3 separate regions of the Mus musculus genome follow, and regions 1 and 3 are each linked to region 2. Evidence: chromatin loops called from intact Hi-C (ENCODE). Cell type or tissue: heart. All regions are shown on one strand.

Evidence for each region. Peaks named below come from ENCODE experiments on the same cell type or tissue, not always from the same donor. Only the 100,000 strongest peaks of a DNase experiment are listed, where the experiment ranks them.
Region 1: a loop joins it to region 2, with 8 times the contacts of the local background. A loop is called at or near these places in 37 of 42 quality-filtered maps.
Region 3: it touches region 2 in a loop (2.2-fold over the local background); 7 of 42 quality-filtered maps call a loop at or near these places.

The regions. Positions count from the first base shown.
Region 1 is chr8:119,779,629-119,787,628 of GRCm38, forward strand. No RefSeq gene overlaps it. Among named protein-coding and RNA genes, the nearest start is that of Meak7, 5.2 kb to the left of the region's middle. In heart, no CTCF peak of the experiment used is centred here; DNase peaks (open chromatin) are centred at 2,073, 3,243 and 4,693; H3K27ac peaks cover 1,311 bases; H3K27me3 peaks cover 1,108 bases.
Region 2 is chr8:119,840,150-119,848,149 of GRCm38, forward strand. It overlaps Cotl1 (coactosin-like 1 (Dictyostelium)), which reads right to left and starts at 430. Exons shown (of 4, transcript NM_028071.3): 1 at 175-430; 2 at 1-75. The coding sequence starts at 251. In heart, a CTCF peak has its summit at 3,508 (motif pointing left); DNase peaks (open chromatin) are centred at 462, 1,152 and 4,702; H3K4me3 peaks cover 1,377 bases; H3K27ac peaks cover 1,646 bases; H3K27me3 peaks cover 252 bases.
Region 3 is chr8:119,924,194-119,932,193 of GRCm38, forward strand. Usp10 (ubiquitin specific peptidase 10) reads left to right here. Exons shown (of 14, transcript NM_009462.2): 2 at 7,656-7,724. Among named protein-coding and RNA genes, the nearest start is that of Usp10, 18 kb to the left of the region's middle. In heart, CTCF peaks have their summits at 2,513 and 3,713 (motif pointing left); no DNase peak of the experiment used is centred here; H3K27ac peaks cover 418 bases.

The DNA of each region.
Region 1 (8,000 bases), 61 kb before region 2:
TGACTTGATCCCCCACCACCACCCTCCTATGAGCCCCTAGGAAAACGACCAGTCAGTGGGCAGAGCCTCGAGCTGAAGTTGGGCTACAAGGGCCATCATGGAGGAGTGAGGCTGAGGCAGCCAGGACAGCCTTTGAGTCCTCCAGGGCATCATGGGTCACCAGTCTGTGACATATGAAAATGTGTCAGGCTCCTTTCCTCCCCTTAGTGCCTACTCCTTCATTCAGTTCCCACCTGGCATGTATAAACTAAGGGGAGAGGGTAGGACGGAGGTGTGGCTGTGGATATATGCTGCAGGTTGGGCGAGTGACATGGAGAGGAGCTGAGGTTCAGGGGCTTCTAGCAAGAAACCAGTTAGGTTATAAAGATCCAATTGGATGTCTAGGGTTGAGAGTTCATCCAAGCATGCTACTTTCCCTGTCACGGCTCAACCACCTTTCCAGGCCTTTCATAATGGGAAGCCAGGGCCCTATGCTGAGTTAGGGTTCAGAGCGGTTAAGTGATTTTCCCAGGAACACACAGCTGGGACAGAGGCAGTCCTGGTGCCAAACTGAGGGCTCTTTCCATTGTAACATGACATGGTGGGTTGGCAGTCATTTCCAGAGAAGGGAATGCTCTGTGGGTTTGGATTTTTGGAGCTCGTAGCTACTGTCACATCATATGCCACAGCATGTATGTCAGAGGACAGCTCGTGGGAGTTGAATCTCTCCTTCCACCTTGTGGGTGCCTGGGATTGAACTCATGTCATCAGACTTGGTGGCAAGCTATTTTACCCACTGAGCCTGACCCTGTGGTTTTTCAGTGTTTGCTGTTGTTCTGAGATGAGGTGTCTCCAAACTTTAAGTCCTGCCACCACCTCCCGGGTGCTGGGATGACAGGCGTTGTTCAGCCTTGCTTCTAGAGGTCCTGTGAGATCTCCCCGCGGTGAGTAGGGGACTCACTCGAAGTGTCAGGAACCTCTGAGAAAGGCATCTGAGAATGGCTCAGTCCTGGGATTCTCCCACTCTGAAGCAGGTAACCCAGCACGGACATCTTTCTGCTGGGCAGAGCCCTGGCAGGAGAATTCTGCTACGTAGGACAAGGATCACAACTCAAGGTATCAGAGCCAGGTGTGAAAACTGTAGGGAGAGGTCTCTTTCCCTGCACCCTCATTCCTGGCCGCTGCCTGCATATGTCTTACTGCTCTGCCCACTGGACCACCCTGCCTGGCCGGCTGCCATCCTAACTCTGTGTCTAGTGGCCAGAGCCACCCTAACAAAACTGTCACCATGACAACCCTCCCTGAAAGACTCTCAAGGCTTCCTTCTGAGGTTCATAAGATGCCCCTCCCCCTTTTTTTCAAACTCACCTGCTATCAAATTTCTAATGTCAGCCAGGGCTGCCCTCCTCCCTTCATGACAGTCAGCCTCAGCTACTGCCTGGAACTCCTCAGCCTTTCCTTGCCCAGCTCCCCCCTTGAGCCAAACAGTCTCACACTGCCTCAGTCAGACCTTCCCATTCCGTGACCCCTGAGCTGTCTTCTGCGTCTCCATTACCTCTGTGACTGTTTGGTCTGGCTGTACTTTCTTATCTATTTCCCATAAAGGCACCTGTCAGCCCTGCCTCTGTCCCCTCAGCAGGTGCCAGCACCTAGCCATCAGGATGTGACCAACTGCTCAAAGTGAGACAGGCACGCCTGCTGCCTAGAGTTAGTCCATGAAGGGACCTTTGCAGTAGGAGCCAAATAGTGAGAGCCCATTGGCTTCAATGGGAAGCCACCAGCCATGTGGAATCTGGGAGCATAAGGCCAGCAGGAGGGGACCAAAGCAGACCATGAGGTCAGAGGCAGAGGGAGACCTGGGCCAGGCTCAGACAGAGCAAAGTTGCATGCTCTCAAAGATGGCTCTGCCTTAATCCCTAGCTCCTATATGCATGTCACCTCCCATAGCCAACGACCTCTGTGGATGGGACTGAGTCCAGGAGTGTGAGTGTTTGCATATGCTCAGCCCTAGGAGTGGCACTATTGGGAGGTGTGGCCTTGTTTGGAGTGGGTGTGGCCTTGCTGGAGGGGGTGTGGCCTTGCTGGAGGAGGAGTGGCCTTGGAGTGGGTGTGGCCTTGTTGGAGTGGATGTGGCCTTGCTGGAGTGTGTGTGTCACTGTGGGCATGGGCTTTAAGACCCTCATCCTAGCTGCCTGGAAGCCAGTCTTCTGCTAGCAGCCCTCAGATGAAGATGTAGAACTCTCAGCTCCTCCTGCACCATGCCTGCCTGGATGCTGCCATGCTCCCACCTTGATGATAATGGACTGAAATCTGAACGTGTGAGCCAGCTATAATTAAATGTTGTCCTTATAGGAGTCGCCTTGATTGTGGTGTCTGTTCACAGCAGTAACACCCTAAGACAAGGACCTAGAGATGAGAGCATCTCAGGAGAACCCAGCTCCTGATACTGTGAGCATAGAGGAGGGATGGTCAGAGTCATCCTTGTCTATGTGAAAAGTTCGAAGGCAGTGTGGAATGTAACAGATCTCTTAGAAACAAACAAAACAAAACAAACAGTCGGGCGTGGTTGCCCATGCCTTTAGTCCCAGCACTTGGGAGGCTAAGGCAGGTAAATCTCTGAGTTCAAGGCCAGCCTGCTCTATAGAGTGAGTTCTAGGACAGCCAGGGCTACACAGGGAAACCCTGTCACAAAACACACACACACACACACACACACACACACACACACACACACACACCCCAACACCATCAAATAGTAAACAGTACTATGAAACAAAACATCAATAAAAACAAAAACATGTTCTGGGGGTTCAGGGGAAGAAAGGGGAGACCCTGCACCTGGCCTGCTGTAGATCTTAATGGATTGGAATTGCTATCAATGTAGTGACTCTGGAACTGGCTACTTACAGGTTGACAGAAAAAAATATATAGGAAAAGTCTTGTGGTGGGAATGGAGGTGGGGGTGATGATGGGGGACTCTTTAAGGGAGAGGCAGTCGGTCCTAGTCATCCCCAAACAAGACTGGGGGACATGGCAAGAAATGAAGCTATTCCCCAAATGCTATCTAAGGTCAGTTACAACAGGATGCATCAGCTCTGTGTCTAACTCAAGGTACAGACGGAGGCTGCTGCTCAGGAGTCCTGACCTTGCTCCAGAAGGTTTCCTCCCCTGTATAAGGAGTCACCAGAGGGCAGGTGACAGACCCCTCCACTTTCTGCCCCTCAAACATTTGGGAGAGCTCTTCCTGGGTACAACAATGCCATATAGCCTTGTGTCCACAAGGTGGCGCGCATGCTTGCTGCAGAATAAATTACTACAGCACTGTCTTTTAAAAAGCAAAAAACTTGGCTTTGCAGGGCCTGATGTCATATGCCTGTAATTCCAGCACTCAGAAGATGACACGGGTAGATCAGGGTTCGATGCCAGCCTCAGGTCTCAAATCATGGCTGTGATAGTTTGTTTTAAAAAGAGTACAGAAGGTGGGGTTGGAGCAATGGCTCTTCCACAGGATCCGGGTTTGATTCCCAGCACCCACATGGCAGTGTGGTGGTTAATTTGGAGTTTTGGTTTCTTTGAAAAACATAGAAATATGAAAATATGTTTTCATTTTAATCCCAGGTGTGAGATATGGGGCTGCTTCAGACTGTCCACAGCAGCTGACTGCGATTTGCCAGCTGCAGATAGTTTCTGTATTATTGCTATTTGAAATTCTGGGGGCCTTTTAGAGGGTATATAAATGCTAGGCCCCCATGAGACACGGTGGGTTGTTGATTGGTTGTTGGTGGTGGTGGTGGTTGCTGTTGGTATCAGTTTGTTAAGCAGTTGTGTGCAAAAGAAGCAACAACGAAAAGAAATTAGATATCCTGACAGCGAAGATCAAACTCCCCCGAGGAGCTCCTATGTCCCTAATCTGCAGGAGGTAGTCTAACTAACGTCACCCCCCTTTCTGAACCCTGACTTTATTCAGGGGTCTCTTTCCTTTCCTCTCTACCCTTTTTTCCTCTCTCATCTTGTGTTAGGGGGCTGAAAGAGTGGAATTAAAAAGGTGGAGAAAGGCGGAGGAAAGAGGAACCCACAAAGCAGCCTAGGACAGCTGCAGGGCAGCTCACAGCCATCTGCATCTGCTCTCAGGGGACCCAACACCTTTTTCTTGCCTCCAAAGACATTGCATATACGAGCGTTGCCAGCCTCCTTATCAGAGCCCCAACCTACCGGATCCCCCACATCTGTCCACACCCACTCCCCCCAGCACCTTCCTTTATGCCTAGAAGAAGTCCCTCATCCCCACCTCCGCTCTGGCCCCCTTGTAACTTTCACACACACACACACACACACACACACACACACACACACACCCCCGCCAAAGCTTGAGAGTCACAGTCCTCACCCAGCTCTGAGTGGAGAAACAGGACAGCACATGTCTGTGCCCACCACCCAGGGCATGGGTAGACCCCTCAGGGAGCAGGGGAGAACCCTGGAGAGCTCTCTGCCTTCCATCCCATTGCTGTCCCCGCAGGGTCTCCAGCCCTCCTAATCTGTCTCTCCATGTGACCCGGCAAAGGCTGGCTCTGTGTTGTCACTCTGAGTACAGCCCACACATCTCACAGGGTGAGACTCTGCTTCTGTTTTGTGAAACCCGGGCCTCTTGTCTTCCTCCAAAGCCATAAAAGGTGACAAAGTCGCTCAGTCACTGAAGTCCCCTTGTGCGCGGCTCAGCTGGGAGAGCTTGTGGCTTTGCTAAGAGAGGCCTGTGGCTGCCTATTCATTCACCTGTGGCACAGAAAGGAGACATGGCCTTATACGGCCAAGAGCGGCCAGCCACCCACCAGCCACCAAGCGAAGACCTGGGAGAGCAGAGGAAGTGCTCAGTTTCACAAGAGGCTCGTGAGACCTCTGTGCTGTGTCCTCTTCCCTTCTGCCTAACTCTCTACAGTAGGGCCAGGGTGGCTAGGGCCACCAAGAGTCAGGTAGGCATTCAAGTTAAATGAGATGATCCAACCTCTGGCCCAGTGGTCAAAATGAACCACACCCAGGCTAGAGATGGGGAAAGAAAGGTCTCATTTATCCCTCAGACAACTCTGTAGGGGGCTGGGTAGCCTCATCGTTCCTATTCAGGGGCCATGGCTGGAAGAGCAGCAGTAGCTAATCCACCAAGCAGGCAGCAAATGGGGGAGGCAGCATAGCCACTCTGTCCCAGGGTAGCCATGCCAGAGAGCCACCGTGAGGGCTACAGCTGTGCCGACATCAAGGCCACCGCGAGCTGAACTTGGCTATGGGAAGAACTGAGCTGGGGCTGTGACGGGGAAATACACACTAGCGTTGGTCTTAAAATGTGGGCCAGTGAGAGGGCTTGGTGAGTCAAGGGGCTTGCTACCAAACCTGATGACCTCAGTTCAAGCCCCTGAACCTACAGAGTAGGAGAGTACTGACTCCTGACCTACACACACACACACACACACACACACACACACACAGAGCAAGAGACAGACAGAGAGACAGAGAGAGAGAGAGAGAGAGTGCGCACTTAAAATTTTCAAAGACTTTAAAATGTCTTGGATTTTAAGACCATGTTGAAATAAAAACAACTTCCAACTTCCTGGGGAGTTTTGAATATAATTTTGCAGGGTCTTACACACCCTTCACACCGTTTCCCCCATGAGGAACTTTACATCAGACACACAATATTCAAATCAGGACAGACAAAGGGTATGACACACAGGGCTAGTCCAGTCATTGCCCCGGGAGTGTAGATGGGGCAGCCTTGGATAAAATGGACAAAAACCTATCCTATTGCCAGAGAGACCTGCTTGCTCTGCCCCACCCCCACCCCAATGCCTTTCCTGCTTGCTCTGCCCCCCCAGTGCTTTTATCTATGTGGAGTCCATGCTGGAACTGCACCCAGATGCCCGAACTCCTAGAAGAGACACCACACAAATTAACTACACAGCGTAGGAAACTTGGGGGAATTCATGCCCCCCCATGAGATGTGTGAGCTGTTTCTCTCTAGAGTTCAGATGTTGGCAGGGCTCCTGGGTGGGAGCTGGGGAGAGCGCTGTTGGTAGGGGTCTTACCATGCAAACAGGAGAACTTGGTTCTGATCCCCAGACCTGTGTTTAAAAAAAAAAAAAAGCCAGACTTGGTAGTGTGTGCTCAGAGTTCCAACTCCAGAGGGCGGAGCAGAAACAAGCCAGCACACATCTCAACAAAACAAGGTCAGCAGTGTCTGAGGAACGACACCGTGGATGTTCTCTGGTCTCCGCATGCGCGTGGACACACGTGTACTCTCATTGGCCCACAAGCAGAAGTTCAGACCCCAGATGCTACTAGGTTCCCTAGGGGAAACCTGGGGACCACCAGGTCTATAAAGTCGCATGACTGGCCCTCCATCTGCACAGCTATTGAGTACCCACTGTGCGCAGGGAGGAGAGCTGAAGCAGCCCCCCCCCCCCCCCGCATGGCAATTAGGTAAAAGTGAGCAGAGGGGTCAGCCGCACAAAACGGTTGAGCCAGGGGTGTTGTTCAGAACGCTGAATTGTTCCCACTGCCTCACAGACAGTGTCTGGGCATGTTGGCAGGTCAGATGGAGCAGGCGACTGTGGCAGACACATAAAGACGCCATCTGTCAGCCCTGGAGAGAAGTGTAGGGGGAACCAGCCCTGCCCACACATTGATCAGACTTCAGAACAGGGACAGGAGGGGGGATATACTGTATCGTCTCAGGCTGCCCGTCTGTGGTTCTGCTCTACAGCAGCCCTGCGGCTCAAACACCCAGATGCAGCTTCAAAGCTCAGCTGTGCTATTCGGGCAAGCTCACCTGGCTGAGCCCACCTTGAGTGTCTGGTGTGATGGAACAGGGTAGCGCTCAGCCTGCCTGGGTACTTCAGACAAATTGCTATTCCAGGCTGTGACCAGGGAGCCTCACCACCTTCTCTGCTAATGGAGTATGTTGAGGGAATTGGTAGGTAAGTCCCCCAGCTGAGCAGAGAGTTAGCAAGGGAGGGGAGCGCGCCAGCAGAACAGCAAGTTTTTCTTTTCTTTTCTTTTCTTTTCTTTTCTTTTCTTTTCTTTTCTCTTTCTCTCTCTCTCTCTCTCTCTCCCTCCCTCCCTCCCTCCCTCTCCCCCTTTCTTTCTTTCTTTCTTTCTTTCTTTCTTTCCTTTTTTCTTTCTTTTTCTTTCCTTCTTTTTCCTGAGACAGGGTTTCTCTGTATAGTCTTGGCTGTCCTGGTACTCACTCTGTAGACCAAGCTGGCCTCGAACTCAGAAATCCACCTGCCTCTGCCTCCCGAGTATTGGGATTAAAGCTGTGCGCCACCACTGCCCAGCAACAGCAAGCCTTTCTAGTGCAGACCTCAGCACAGCTTCCTGATGCTTAAGACAAGAGTGCCCCCACTTCTCACCTCCTCTCTGAGAAAGGTTCTGCCTGGCATCAGATCTCTCCAGACCCTCCAGTGACAGGCTGAAGTGTGAAGTGTGAAGATAAGCCCAGATCCGCACTTACACCTCAGTACACACACATCCTAGACACCACACATGGTGTGCACATACCACACACACACATACACACTCACTCACCCTCTCACACACACAACACACTTTCACTTTCTCTCTCTCTCTCTCTCTCTCTCTCTCTCTCATACACACACACACACACACACACACACACACACTAACAAGGCACTTTCTTTCTAACACACAAGCACAGTAAACTGTCAAACGTTTGAGGGGAGACTAGAAAAAAGAACATTTCAGCCAGGTCTTGGGGCTATCATCAAACGTTTGAGGGGAGACTAGAAAAAAGAAAATTTCAGCCAGGTCTTGGGGCTATCATCACCCGAGCAGTTCAGGAATCTGAGGCAGGAGGATTGAAAGTTCAAAGCCAACTTGGGCAACTTAATGACACTGTCTCAAAATAAACAGCAAGCGAGTGGGGGGGGGGGGGAGGAGAACACTTGGGGCATAGGTCAGTGGAAAAAAGCTTGAAGGAGGTTTGGTTTGCAAAATACCCAGTGCATGAAAGAAAG
Region 2 (8,000 bases):
TGCTGGATGAAGTGCTGGTAATCTGCTCCCTGATCGCCGGGGACAATGGTGGCGCCGTCGTATCTGAAAGTCACCCTTTGGGTTGGAGGAAGAAAAGAAACATAGGTGAGCGGCGGCGGCGAGCGGCACGAAGCAGGTCACTACTGGCTTCCCCGGCCCCGCGGCGTTGCTCACCAGATGACCGCCGAGCCGTCGTCCCGCACTAAGTTGTACGCCGCGCGACACGCCTCCTTGTCGATCTTCGTGGCCATGGCCGCCGCGAGGACACTGCCGGAACCAGTGAACGCGTCCCTGATCCGCTACGAGAGTCGAGCGGGCTCCGAGAGTGGGCAGGGGAGGTGGCCGCTCGCAACAGCAAGCTAAGGTCCTCGGAGAGAGGCCCGCGGTTACTGCAGAGCCAGAGCGCGCGCGGGGACTCCACTCCCGTGAAAGCCACGCCCCTTCGCTCCCATTGGTCAGGCGAGGCGGGGGCGGGGCGTCTCGCACATCCGGCGGCCAATCCCAGTCTGTGCGGATTGCGCAACTCCGCGGAGGGCTGGAGGGGGGCCCTTCCTCCTCGTCTTCCCTTCCTCCGCCTTCTTCCCTCCCCACTCCGTGGGCCCCAGCCCCTCGCTTCTTCCACCACCTTCTGTGTTCTCCGATCTCGCTCTCCTTCCTCCTTCCCTCTCTCCTTCCCTCCATTCCTCTCCTTCCCTTACGCCGTTGTTCTCCTCTTCTTTCAGCCTCTACCTTGTTCGCCTTCTCATCTCTCCTATTTATCCCACCCCAAGCCCCTTTTCCCTCCTCCCTAAGGCCTCCTTCCTCCTTCTCCTCTGCATCTTCCCTCGAATCTTCTTATTCTCTCTTCCTCCCTCGTTCCCTCTACCAGTGAGCTGGGCTGCAGAGCTCTCCACCCCTCCCCCTCCTTCAGAAGAATAACTTAAGTCAGCACTCAGATGAGCCAGGCTGGCCAAGGCTGGCGCCCCTAACCCAGTGTTTGTTTGCTCTTTGGATTTGGAAAGGGAAGAAGTGGAAAGAAGGAAGCATTTCATTTGGAAAGAGAATCACTGTTGACTTTGTAGCCTGGCTATCTGCAGTCACGTGGGGTGCTGGGGCGGGATGGGGCGGCATCCTTAACCCCCTTACTGGGTCATTCATTCACTACTCCTCTACCATCTGTCCTACCGGCAGGTGAAAGGCTGGCCCTGGAGGCCCAGCTCTAGAACTGCTTGTAATTCTCAGCCCCGAGCCATAGGGCAAGCTCTGAAACCTTATCAAGAGGACTGCTCTCTCCCCGTGGTAAGACGAGCCTCAGGGAGCCTCAGCAGGTGCCTTCAGCCTTAACTGAAATGATGTACAGAAACCAGGGCGGGCATCAAAAGAGGTCACTGTTGGTTTGCTATTGACTAAAACGGATCATAGACAGAAACTGAAAAGATCTGGAACATGTATAAGGGATAGGAAAACCCTTAGGCCTGAAGGTGTGGCCCAAAGAGCCAGCATCTGTGAGGTCCCAGGTTCTCTCTCTCAGTACCTCACCTTAAAAAAAAAAAAGAAAAAGTCTTGACACAGTACCTCACCAGGCAGCTCAGAACTCAAGAGGTTAAAAAAGAAGGGTTATACATTGACAACCAGGCTGGGCTGCATACTGGTTTCCAGGCCTGCCTGGGCTACAAAATAAGACCCTGTCTCAGATTAGGAGAGATGGTTTATCCTCTGCTAGAGGACTTTAGATTCTTTCTCAGTACCCATGTCTGTAATTACAGCTCCAGGGGAATCTGATGTCCTCCTCTAACCTCTGTAGGCATCTGCACACGCACACACACACACACACACACACACACACACACATGCATACACACACACTACAATCTTTAATACACACATATAACCACACTCTTTTATACATGCACACATACACACACATGTGTACACATACACATGCATACACACACACCCCACATACATATATTCGAATAAATAAGAAGCATAGTGATAGACACCCATTATCCTAGTACTTGGGAGCTGTCTGCAAGAGAATCAAGAAATTCAGGGTCATCCTGAGATGCATAGATAACTGAAGCCAGCCTGTGCTACATGAAATTATCTCAATACAAACTACACACACACACACACACACAATTGGGGCAAAGCTGCCAAGAAAAAAATACTACTTTCCTCAAAATGAAAAAAAAAAAAAAAACAAACAAAAACAAAACCCCATGAAAACTTTTTTCCACTCAAATCGCAAAGACATGTGTGACCGGCCAGGTTCAGTGGCTATCTGTGTGTGTCCCTCCCTTATGACCTTGTGAAGCAGAGGACCTCAGATGCTTTTCACCTTGTCTTGTCTTGTCAGTCAGGGTCTCTCACTGGCCTGGAGCTTACCAAGTCTGGCAGGCCATTCAACCCCAGGGCTGCAACTGCTCTCCAACCTCCCCAGTGCAGGGATTATAATAAGCAGAGCCACTGTGTGGCATTATTTCTTAAATGTGAGTTCAGGGGTTCAGATCAGGACCTCATGCTTCCATGGCAAACACCTTGATGATTAGGTTATTTTCCCCTTCGTGTGTGTGTGTGTGTGTGTGTGTGTGTGTGTGTGTGTTTTGTTTTTGTGTTTGTTTGTTTGTTTGTTTGTTTTTTGAGAAAGGGTCTCATGTAGCCCAAGCAGGCTTCCAATTTACTATGAAGCAGAGAATAACCCTGAACTGTTGGTCCAGCCTCCACCTCCCAAATGCAGGGAGTACAGGTGTGTGCCACCAGGCCAGGCCTTCAGATGACCTTAGAGACATGAAAAGGTTCCAGAGAAGGGCATCAGACCCCCTGGAACTGAAGTTGCCGGGGACTGTGAGCTGCCTGACCTGGGTACCGAGAACTGAACTTGGGTCCTCTTGAAAAGCAGCAAGGGCTTTAACCACTGAACCATCTCTCCAGCCCCTGTTGCTTGTTTCCTTGATTAGTTGGTTTGGTTTGGTTTGGGGGGTTTTGTTTTGTTTTTGTTTTTGTTTTTGTTTTTAAGACAGTGTTTCTCTGTGTAGCCCTGGCTGTCCTAGAACTCACTCTGTAGACCAGGCTGGCCTCAAACTCAGAAATCCACCTGCCTCTGCCTCCCAAGCGCTGGGATTAAAGGCGTGCACCACCACTGCCTAGCAAATATATTGTTTATTCTTAAGACATTACTACCAAAGACCCAAGAATGGTGGTACATAGACTTTAATCCCAAGACAGAGAAGGCAGACTGATCTCTGAATTGTAGGCCAGCCAAGGTTGGCTAAACCTACATAGCAAAATCCTGCCTACCTCAAAAACAAAGGAAAGGAAGGAAGAAAAAAAGGAAGGAAGGAAGGAAGGAAGGAAGGAAGGAAGGAAGGAAGGAAGGAATTACTATCAATAAAATGAAGTCAACCTTACAGCTTCTAGCTCTACCTTCTAGGCACCATGGTGTCAATCACCTAAGTGAGTAAACGGAATTAACTCCCTGGGGCGGCAACTGTTCTTTCTGCTCCTTGCTGAGGGCGCCCTCTACTGGGATGAACATGTAAAAGGTTTGTTTGCCAGGGAACCGTAATTCTAATTAGTACAAACCCCATCTGTCTGCTCAGCTAAGGAAACATCAATAAAACAACTACATACAAGATGTGCTGGGCTCTAATCCTTGACCTCAGTTGGAATCCATAGAATTTCACAACACACAAAGTAATCTGGCTGGGTGTGGTGACCTGCACCTGTAACCACAGGACCCCAGAAAAAGAGGCAGGAGACATATATTTCAGGTCAGCTGAATCTACAGAATAAGTTCCAGGACAGCCAGAGAGCTACAGAGTAAGATCTTCTGACAAAAATCAGGCTCAAAAATCTAGTCCCCAAGAGGCAGAGAATGGAGGATCAGGAGTCCAGGGTCATCCTTGGCTACACAGCCAGTTTAAGGCCAGCCTGGGCTACCTGAGACTCTGTCTCGAGACAAAAACAAGAACCAAGGGCTGGAGAGATGGCTCAGTGGTTAAGAGCACTGGTTGTTCTTTCAGAGGATCCCTGTACAATCCCCAGCACCCATTTTACGGTAAGCAATCCTTTGTAACTCCAGTGTTAGGGTTTCCGGCCCCCCTCTGGCGTCTAGAGACATCTGCACACATGGTATTCACAAACTCATGTAGACACACACACTCATACATAAATAAAACAAACAAACAAAACTTTAAAAACAAACCAGCAACATCCATTGTAATCCACTGCTGTATTTGCACCCCTGCAGAAACCTGACAGACTCATTTTCCTTGAAGCTAAAAATTGAAAGAAAAAAAGTTTCTCCTCTGCTGACCTGCCAGGTCGCATAGCACACACCCGACTTCCCCAACACCCCCCCTCACCCCACCCCCACCCCCGGCATAGCATACATCCAATTCTCCCTCCCTCGGCAAAGCATACACCCGACTCCCCCCCCCCCAGCCCCACCTTGGCATAGCATACACCCGACTCTCCCTCCCCAGGCAAATGCTGCACCTGGAGACAGGTGCCTCCCTGGGAAGAGATATTTATAGGCAGGGCTATTTATAACCTGAGCTGATCTCACCAATTGTCAACGCTTTACAAAGAGGCTCTCAGGAATGTCGGAAGGATTAAGCTGCCTAAGTGGGAACTGAAAGTACAGTCTTGGGGCTCTTGGCTGTTGGCAATGTTACTTATGTTCCACTCCGACGAAGCCCAGGGTGGAAGCCCAAGGGTTGCACAAAGGTTAAGGTTGCGTATTGGTAAGGGCTGGGCAGGCGTCAGCCCCAAGCCTACCTCAGAGTCTTTTCATGACATTTGACATGTTTATTTTATGGGTGCATGGGTGGAAGGCACGTGGGCATGCTCCAGGGTGCATATGTGGAGGTCAGAGGACAACTGTGGGAGTCAGATCTCTTCTTCCACCGTGTGGGTCCTGGGGATCAAACTCAGGTCTTCAGGCTTGGCAGCAAGCCCCCTTACTGGCTGAGCCATCTGGCAGGCCCATTTCAGATAACTTTGAAATAAAATAAATAATTTGTGTTCTCCCTGAAATGTGCCCCTCCTCCCACACACACACAAAATTTTTTTAAAGTGTAATTTCTTTTTTTTTTTTGGAGAGGAAACCATATGTCCATTTATTGGCATCACCAACCATGAACAAGACAGGTGTTTTGTTTTTGTTTTGTTTAGTTTTTCTTTTGAAATGAGGTTGATTTCAACCCCTGTAGCAGGTGCCCACATGGCTTCACTTTGAAGATACAGCTCTCTACACTTCAGGCAAGGACCATATTCCTTTTTCGCAGATTTTATGCAGCTGTGGGAAGTCTCCTTGCCATTTGCTTTGAAGCCTGTCTTTGAGGAATCCTTTACATAGATCTAGTAGAATCCGACGTGGCAGAGTCCCACCTGCTGCCGGCACATTATCATAACATCTAAAGAGGGGCATGGTGAGATGACTCCTAGGATGCTATGATATTGGGGGCTCAGCCAGCTGCAGGATGGTCAGACCTGAGCAGAAGATATGGGGGTTTTTTTTGGTTTGGTTTGGTTTTAGAAAATAATAGGAACTTTGAAAGCAGTACAAACATTTGGCTGCACTGAGAACAGAACATGAGTAAAAATATTAGAAAATTGTGCTTAACTTTCGAGGAATGTGCTCTTAAAAGCTTTACTCTTTTCTCTGTGAAACCTGGCAAGTCAAACTGCCCCACGGAACTGGGGATTTGTCTTTTGCTTGGTTGCTTTTCTGTTCTAATGATCATAACTTGTTAGTTTAAAAAACAACTAGGGATTGGAAACATGGCTCAATGATTAAGAGCTCTTCAGAGAACCAGAGTTCAGTCACCATCCAAAGGTTAAAAAGTTCCTAACAAAGCCGGGTGTTGGTGGCGCACGCCTTTAATCCCAGCACTTGGGATGCAGAGGCAGGTGGATTTCTGAGTTCGAGGCCAGCCTGGTCTACAGAGTGAGTTCCAGGACAGCCAGGGCTACACAGAGAAACCCTGTCTCGAAAAGCAAACAAACAAAAAAGTTCCCAACAGGGCTGGAGAGATGACTCCGCGGTTAAGAGCTCTGACTGCTCTTCCAGAGGTCCTGAGTTCAATTCCTAGCAACCACATGGTGGCTCACAACCATCCGTAATGAGATCTGATCCCCTCTTCTGGTGTGTCTGAAGACAGCTACAGTGTACTTACATATAATAAATAAAATAAAATTTAAAAGTTCCTAACAGCCTGTAACTTCAGCTCCCAGGAATCTGATGCCCTCTTTGGCCTCTGTGAGCATTGTTATATTGTTGTAGCTAAAACTAGTCAAGGAATTCTACCCCACCTTTGATTACATAGTTCCCAAATAAAAGACTCAAAACCTTTATATTTGTAATAAGCCTTAATAACACCAGAGCTGGGCAGCTATCTACCCTCTGAGCTATTTTGTCTACTTCCCTCAATAACCCTGAGATATAACTTCCCATGTTCTGTTTAGGCAGCTCATACTCTGACTGGCCAGCCCTTGTTCTCACGATGATCATTTATCCATGGAGTCTTTCTCTCTTCCCTCCTTGTGCTTCTCCTCAGACCCCGAGCCTGGCAAACCGAAGCCCCGCCTCCTTTTCTTCTGCCCAGCTACAGGCTGTAGCATCTTTATTCAACCAATAGCTTTAAATGAAGGAGCAAGCTTCCGTAGCATCACTCGGTGTGCATGAGGATGTCCTCATGTCTGAGGCAACCAGACCTTGGGGGCCTCATGGTTGTGCGCCACCACGAGGTTGCTGGGAATTGAACTCAGGACCTCTGGAAGAGCAGTCAGTGCTCTTAATCACTGAGCCATCTCTCCAACTCATCAATTAAATTATTTTTATTTTATTTTATTTGCTTTTTTCAAGACATGGTTTCTTTGTGTATCTCTGGCTGTCCTGGAACTCACTCTGTAGACCAGGCTGGCCTCGAACACAGAGATCCACCTGCCTCTGCTTCCCAAGTGCAGATGATTAAAGGGGTGTACCGCCACCGCCGCCGCCGCCGCCTGTCTATTCAAATCATATATAAAATAACAAGCTAAACTATCAATGCAAACGAACAGTTGCTAAATCCAAAGGTGAGCCTTTCAGAAATAGACACAGATCCTGACAGTATAGAAAATAAAAAAAGGCGCAGTGGGAAATGCACTACCAACACCACCACACTTGCTCACCCCCACGCCCAGCCCACCCTGCTACACCCCACACAGCAGCAGCCTCACAAAGCGAAGCCCCAGTTTGCACCAGGACTGTGTGTTCCATGAGCAAACACTTGACTGATTTGCTTGCCCTGATTTCCTTCCCTCCCTCCCTACATGCCAGTCTATACCAGAATCCCCCGGCGGGGGTGGGGGTGGGGTGGCCCTAGAAGGAAGCCACAGAGAGAGCCCTGGGCCCCCCTGTCTCTAAGTCTCATCCACTGGGGCCAGGTCAGAATGGGTAAAGCCAAGATGCAGGGACAGACCTATCAGCTTCTGGAAGAGAATTCTCGCCCAGACCTGGGGAAGAATTTACGCTATAGTGCTCTAGCTCACGCCCACTGTGGGTGCCGCTCAGGAGCAGGGGGCGTCGCTTGCCTAGGTTGCATAAGGCCCTGGATCCATGTGAGTGCGTGTCTCAAAGTCAGACATGGCGGCTCACACCTACAATCTCAGAACTCAGGAGGCTGAGGTAAGAGGGTCGCAAGTTCAAGGCAAGTGCCAGCTACACGGTGTGTCATAGTCCAGCCTGGGTTCAAGTGAGATCCTATCTCAAGAGTCTGCTCCACCATGGGAACTGAAGACTACGTGCTGGCTGAAGAGAAAGCCTTCCCCCAACTCTCTCCCATTTCCATGTCCTGTGGCAGCTGATAATCTTCAAGTGGCCTCCGTGGTAGAGTTAGGCTGGTGGGGGACAAATGGACTCCTCCATGAGGTAGTGATTCCCTGAAACAGGAAGAGCTAGGGTAAGTTCTTTCTTGACCCAGTGGCTGTTCCTCTAGTAGCTTTCACTTTAAAATTTTTGTTTCAAGCCAGGC
Region 3 (8,000 bases), 84 kb after region 2:
AGACCCTGGGGTTAACCCCAGTCAGAGATTGAACCCAAGCAAGTCAGAATCAGTCAGCTCAGTGTCTCAAAGCTGGGATGAGGGCTGGACTCCACCCCAGGCACTGATGGGAGTTGTTACAGGCCTGGCCTGTGTGCTGCAAGCAAGCCTAAGAGGGGCTCCCCGCTTCCCGCTTCTGTGCAGAAGCAGCACTGACGGCCAATTGCGTCTCTTCTGAAGGTTCAGACCCTCAGCTTCACCGGACTCCCTCTGGAGACTTCCCAAAACAAGATAACACACACACACACACACACACACACACACACACACACACACACACACCCCATGGTACTCTCTAAGGTCAGAAGAGGGCATCCAACCCCCTGGGATGGAGTTATCGGTGGCTGTGTTGTGAGACACGTGTGGGTGCTAGGAATTGAGCCTGTAAGATAGGATAGCCAGTGATCTTAACTACTAAGCCATTTCTGAAGCCCCTAAAAACTTTATTTTATGTTGTTTTGTTTTTGAGACAGGGTTACTCTGTATACTGTAAAAAACTTTTTCTTTCCTTTTTTCTTTTTTTAACATTTACTTATTTGTACCTGGGTGGTCAAAGGACAACTTGGAGAGCCAGTGCTAAAGTAAAAGTTAGGGTTGCGCTCAGATTGTCTGGCTTGGCAGTAAGCACGCTTGCCTGCTGAGCCTTTCCCACTCCTCCCCACTGGAGAGGTTCGATATTGACCTCCTCCTTAAAGTGGGAAGAGCTGTGTGCTTCTTCATCAGCTGCTCTAGATCCTTGGGGTGTAAAACCAACCTTTGGGGAAGCCAGCAAGCCAGGTCAGTCATGGCCTGAAGGCTTGTTGCTGTGACTTCCTTCCGGGCAGCCGACCTTCAGCTATTGGGACTTTTGTTGGTTTTGATCCAGCAATTCCATTCAGTGGGGAGTCCTGTAGACCTGGGGGCACCTGCGGGTGCCTGCCTGTGCAGAATTAACACTGTGGGGGTGATGGGCACTCATCAGTAGTTAGTTGGTGAGGTCTTGGCCTAGGGCTGGTGTAAGGATTTCAAGGAGAGCCGGCCATCCCAATGAACTGGCAGACAGCAGTGTGTTGAGCTATAGTCCTGTACAGTACGTGTGCCCACCATAACTCCAAATACAGAATAATTTCCTTGCCCAGAGGTTCCCACTGTTGGAGGCACTATTATCTGCTGGTACCTGCCCGGGACTGCACCTGCCCACATTTATTTATTTATTTATTTATTTATTTATTTATTTATTTACATGGTTCTTTTCCCGCTTCTCTTCAGGCCAGCCTCAAGGTGTACAGCAGAGAGTACGTGGGACTTACTTCTCCATTTGTCCACTTGTGTTTGTTAGCAGTTCTAGTGTGATGAGAGCTCTGTGAGCATCCATTGCTGCTCTGTAGACAGGACTGGGAAGCTGCTAACAGTGGGGTTTTGTTACATGAATCATGGTTTCTAATTTTGAGATTGCGTCTGTAGCAACAATTTAGCTCAAATTTTCAATGAAAATACCAAGAATATGCAGCCAGCCTGTTGAAAGCCTGACAAGATTTTAGTACTTGGAATAAAATATGCAAACAAAATAGACACCAAACCAAAACCCGCACTTTCCAAAGCTGGGTGCCACTCTGTGCCACTCTGTGAGTGACTTGTAATGCTAATGACTGTTCCCTTGTGCCCGGACCCTCAGCTCAGAGAAGTAGCTCCTGCCCTTTGTAACATTCACCAGCCTGCAGTTAGCTTGCCTTGTGACAGCCATTGAGGGTTGATGTCCTGAGTCTTCAGTATCTGCTCACGTTATCCTCAGTCTCACCAGTTCACTTGGGGGAATTGTGACATCAGTGAAACTCCCGGCTTGCAGTGTCACCTTCAGGTGTCCCCCAAGCTATCACACCACTCTCTCCAGAGTGTGATTTGTCTAGTGTGGCTGTTACTGAAGCCAGTTAGCATCGACCTTGAAATGTGTAGCAACCCAATGCATTTCCTTTGGGTACAACTCAGTCTGAGGCTTATTACTACCGCCCTGTGTGGGACAGTGGTGACACTGTCCCCCTCCCCGCACCCTGGGAAGCTTGTGCGTCCCATGTGAGCGGAGCTGCAGGCAGTTGGCCTTACCTTACTCTCTGACTTTTTTATGGTTTGTTTTTGTTTTTTTCCTCATACACTCTATTTTGATGTTTTTCTCTTCCCAGATTCTCTCCACCTCCCTGCCTATCCAACATCATGTTCTCTCCCCCTCAACCCCCCAACAAAAAAACTAAGACAAAAACCACAAACAAGCAAACCAGTCACAGAACTTGTTCTGTGCTGACCAAGTCTGCCTAGGCACGGGGTTGAGTAGTTGGTGGACCCAGTGACAGACACTCTGGGGAAAGTGACTGCCTCTTCCCCAGCAGCTACCAATTGTAAGTGGTTTCTTGGTTAGTGTAGGCTTTAGCATCTTCCCCTTTTTTCTTTTTGAGACTTTTTTCCTGTCTAGCCTTGGGCTGTCCTAGAGCTCCCTCTGTAGACTACAATGGCCTCAAACTCAGAGCCACCTTCTGCCTCCTGAGTGTGCATGTGCACCACCACTGTCTAGCAGACCTTTTTTTTTTTGAGACAGGGTTTCTCTGGATAGCCCTGGCTGTTCTGGAACTCACTTTGTAGACGAGGCTGGCCTCTAACTCAGAAATCTTCCTGCCTCTGCTAAGATTAAAGGCGTGTGCCACCACACCCAGCTTCTAGTAGACTTTTTAAATACAATTTGTAAATCATTTTTATTTTATGTTCATTGTTGCTTTGACTGCATGTATGTCTGTGTGAGGGTGTCAGAAGCCCCAGCTTTGGAGTTAATATAGATGATGTGAGCTGTCATATGGGTGCTGGGAATTGAACTGGGTCCTTTGGAAGAATCAGTGTTCTTAACCATTGAACCATCTTTCTAGGTCCCATCCCAATATTTGTTTGTTTTGAGACAGGGTTTCTCTGTGTAGCCCTGGCTGCCCTGGAACTCACTCTGTAGACCAGACTGACCTCTGACTCAGAGACCTGCTGCCTGCCTCTGTCTCTCAAGTGCTGGGATTAAAGGTGTGCCACAGTGCCTGGCTTACTTCCCCTTTTCAGTGCTGGCCTTTTTTCGATTAAGGTTTAGAGTGTTGAGCAGGTAGGTATTGGTGTGATGTGTGCATGTCCATGTTTCTCTCTTTTCTTGTTTATGCTTGTGTTTTGCTTGTGTTGTTTTGTGTTTGCCATGCTTGGGGCACAGCATAGAGCCTCATCAATGCCAGGCACCCCCATCTTCCCACCCCCACCTCCCCAGTCCTACCCATGGCTTCCTACTCCTAGTCAGGCCCAGGAGCTCTTGTAGTTGGTGAGAAATCTGGAGCTTTGGCGGGTGAGCTCGTCCTCTGCAGAGAGGCTTTGCTCCCTCACAGCCTCTGTTGCCTCACATGATGGCCCTGACCTCCCAGGTAGAGAGGCTGCTTGCCTAGCTGTGCACTGCAGTGGGTAACTGTCCGGTTTGGTCATCTCCCTTGATACTGAGAACTACTGAAAAGAGCAAAGGGTTAGCTGATTACTTGTTTCAGAGCCACCTCATATTACCAGGGACCTTTTCAAAAGGTAAAGAGCGTTAATTTAGGTCAGCCAACACACCCTCCGTTGAGTTTCAGTAGCCCCTTTGGAAGCTTAGAGACTGAGGAATGCTGTTCTCCAGTGCCCCCTAGTGTCACACAGATGGCAGTCTTCAAGTGTCCTGTGATACTGGTCTGCACTCTGCAGTGAGCCTGGGTCACCTCTCCGCCTTCCCTGGGAAGAGAAGATTTTTGAGCAGAATGTCTTGTCTTGGTCTTTCTTCCCTGTCTTTTCTTAAATTTGTAAATCCTGTCTTCCACTCCCAGGAGCTTTCTCTGCCTTTTGCAGTTTATCAGCATATTGTAATTTCCCTTTTTACCTTCCTAGAAATGTAAACTGTTAAAATGTGTCCGATAGGAAGCACTCTGTGATAATGGTAAGGCCTTTTCAGAACGACCCAGTATTTTTAATTTAGTTAACTTATTATGTGGGTATTTTGCCTGCACAAGTGTCTATGGACCACGTGCTCTTCAGGAATCAGAAGTAGAACCCCCTGGGACTGGAGTTACGGATGCTTGTGAGCCACCTTGGGGTTGCTGGCAGTTGACCTCCAGTCGTCTGGAAAAGCAACCAGTGCTCTCAACTGCTGAGCCATCTCTAGAGTGATCTCTCAATGGTGTGCATGGCTGTAAAGCCTTTAAAAGGGATGGCATGTGATATCTGCGCTTAACATGGTCCATGAATCATCCCGGGAAGTTCTAAGTGTTTTTTTCATATTTATTTTATTTACACACACACACACACACACACACACACACACACACACACACAGTGTTTTTGCCAACATGTGTACCCTTGGAGGCCATAAGAAGGCATTGGATTGCCTGGAACTAGCGTATCCAGTGCACCGATGTTAGAACCTCGCCTGCTGGCTTCAGCTACAAAACCGAAGCAAGACGTTGTATATGTTGGTGTAATGGCTCACTGAAATACCTCATGAAAATAGATCTCATGGCAGGGGGATGTGCTGTGTGCGTCTTGATGGGATTCACTGATGCACAGGAACCAGTGGGAAGGGAGGAGTCAGGATGGAGTTGCAAGCAGCCCTGCTGTCTCCTTGTCAGTCACCAGATGATGTTTGGTGTGGCATAGCTCCAGTTAACAGGCCCTACTGTGTCCTTTGATGGATTCTCAGCAGGATATAACTGAGGTCTTCACCACACACACAGTGGTGCCTGTGCAGCAGTGGATTTACGCATGACCTGTGAATTCTGTTCTTTATACCCACACAGTTTCCCTTTTGTATTTTGAATTTTGAGATGTGGTCTCTACACATCCCTGGCTGTACAGGAAGTCACTCTGTGGACCAGGCTGACCTCAAACTCAAGAGATCCACCTGCCTCTGCTTCCCAAGCGCTATACTGCCATCCTATACTTAGTTTCTGTCTTGCCTGCATGTATGTCTGTGTAACAGGTGCATGCCTGGTGCCCATGGCGGCCTGAAGAATGTAATGTGATAGAGACAGTCAGACAGTTGTGTGACATCACACAGACATAGGGAATTGAACTTCAGGAGTATCTTCTCTTAGTCATTGAGCCATGTTTCCAGCTCCTAGTCAGTTTCTTGAATAAAACATGATTTAAAAAGAAAAATTCTAAAATAGTACACCCTACTAACAACACTACCAGAGCTCTGTCAGACCCGGCTAGGTCATGAGTCCAGAGCTTTTGAACAAATATGTGCATTTTTATTTCGCATCATGTGTGTGCGGGGGTGGGCTCTTTGATCAGCAGTTTGTCTGTCTTTAACAGGCCCTCTTAGGTGGCCTTGAACTTAGATAATCTGATACCCATCTTCCTCTTCAGTGCCTGGATTAAAGGCAAAGGCCACCATGTCCTGGTATGAATTATTTGCAAGAAAAGCACTCTGGCAGACTTTTTCAAGTGACACCAAATAAGGAACCAAGTGAAAAGTCCAGGAGAGATTGTCACCTGATTCTCCCTCCAGGAGGGAGCCTGGGTTCTGCAGTCAGACTGCACATTTCCAAGATTTAGCCCTTTCTGAATTAACCATTTCTTTTAAAAAAAAATGGATTGTATGTGAACAAATTAGAAAGTGTGTTTCCAAGTGAAATGTAAGTGAACATTTCTGAGCTGGAGAGATGGTTCAGTGGTTAGAACCCTTGCTGCTCTGGTGGGTTTAGCTCCCAGCACCCACATCAGGCAGGTCAGAGACACCCATAACTTTAACAAGTCACACTGATTTAATTCTCATCCATAGATATCTTTCCTACATTGTTAGTAGTTAGTTAGTTAGTTAGTTAGTTAGTTCTTATCCCTAAGAGGACCCAAAAGGCTTTCTGAGTGTTGCTTCCCTTGAGAGGGAGGTGTGGTCTCTCTGGTGTCTCTGAGTTTCATTGGCTTCACTGTATCCATCCCTGTCTGTCACCATAGTTCTCTTAATGGGATTTAGAAACTTCCCATAGATGTCAGGCCCGCGTGTGCTTTACAACTAACCACACCCCTGCTCCTTGAGGATGTTAACTATACGTTGAGTAACATATTTATGGGATGGAATTCTGTGGAAGTAAGACGTCAGCATTTAGTTTCTTAGTTTTTAAAACCTCCTGGTTGCTATATACATCGATTCTGCCACTAAACACACCAGTTGAAGTTTTTAATAAGTGATTTGAGTTTAGTCTGGTGTTCACCATTCATACTGTGGGTCTTCTGTTTCCTTCTCACACACTGTTCTGTGAGTGATGTTAATATAAGCTTTCTCATACTGTGAGCAATTGGCTAATGTTGCAGTTGGTAAGAGGCTGAGTTAGAAAGCATTTCATGAGAAAACTCTGGACTGTGTGGGATCTCAGTGTTTCCACCGTGACGTGACGGCGGCCCACTGTCAGCTTGTGGCCCAGGACATGTGTGCACTACGGGAGAGGACAGCTTTGTCTTCTGTCCACTGTCAGCTTGTGGCCCAGGACATGTGTGCACAACGGGAGAGGACAGCTTTGTCTTCAGGGTTTGCCATGGTTTTAGTAGACACAGCTCAGTAGCCTCAGGGTGGTCTCCTTGTTACTCTTCCCGCCAACAGCGCTTTTGCATAATAAAAGAGTATTTTCTACTTACTTGGTTATAGGATGTGGTTTGTAAACTTCCCTGGAAGTTACTTCTGAATTTTTTATTTTATTTATTTTATTTTATTTTATTTTATTTTATTTTTGAGACAGGGTTTCTCTGTAGACTTGGCTGTCCTGGAACTCACTCTGTAGACCAGGCTGGCTTCGAACTCAGAAATCCGCCTGCCTCTGTCTCCCGAGTGCTGGGATTAAAGGTGTGGGCCACCACCTTCCGGCTACTTCTAGATTTTTTAAGCTGCAGTAGAGCTGGAGAGACAGCTTTGCTTGTTTTCAGGACCCAGGCCTGAGTCTTATAAATATGTACTTGGCTGCCTGGCTGGCTGGCTGAATGAATGCATGTATGCATGCTGTGGAAATTCCATAGTGATAACTTGTTAGTGGCAGACTTCTTGAAGCTCTTAGGAGCTGGCGGCCATGTAGCAGAGTCACCCGTTCTGTACTAGATCCTGTGAGTTAAGGTCACTCACAGCAATATGAAGCTGGAGTCCCGTCGTTCTACTTTATGTCTATAATAAATACACATCTCTCTTGAGATTGTTAGTCAGGGTCACTGACATTGCCCAGTGAATTGTCCTATCCTTTGGCAGGGAAAAATAAAATGGAGGTAGGTAATAACATGACTCAGCAGAAAGCTAAGTGGAGGCGAAAAGGGGGAACCAGGAAGATTCCCCAAAGGCAGGAGCTGGGACTAAACTTGATTTGCTTCAAAATAAGCTTTTTCAAATTTGTTCTTTGACAATTTACAGAAAAGGCTAGATGACATTTTCTTGCTTGTCATGGGGAAATACTGCCTGCCCTAGGAACCTTAGCTTGTAGTCCCTCACTCCTTACTTGAAAAGGATTTGGAAAATTCTAGTATAGATGCTTCCTAAGACAAACACATAAAATATGTGGCTTTTACAAAATAAGTCATGTGTATGTTGTAGGTAATCAAGTGTTCTTATTTTATTGTTTCAGTATATCTTTGGCGATTTCAGCCCTGATGAATTCAATCAGTTTTTTGTGACTCCCCGCTCTTCTGTTGAGGTAAGAAAAATTGTTGTCACGTACATATTTGTCGAGGTGATTGACGGTTCACTTTCACTTTAGTTGAGAGTTCTAACTCAAAACGAGTAGAGATTATCCTAGGAGTGTGCTGGGCCCGCTCGCTGGCTCTTGTAAGTCTCAGCAAAGAAGTAAGTATACCCTCACATACAGGCCAAGCCCCTGTTGCTTTCTTCTTCACGCCTGCCTTCCCTGAGGCTGCACTGCTGGGTGGGTAGCGCTCTGTCCACAGGAAGGGTTGAGTGCTGTGTGTGCCTC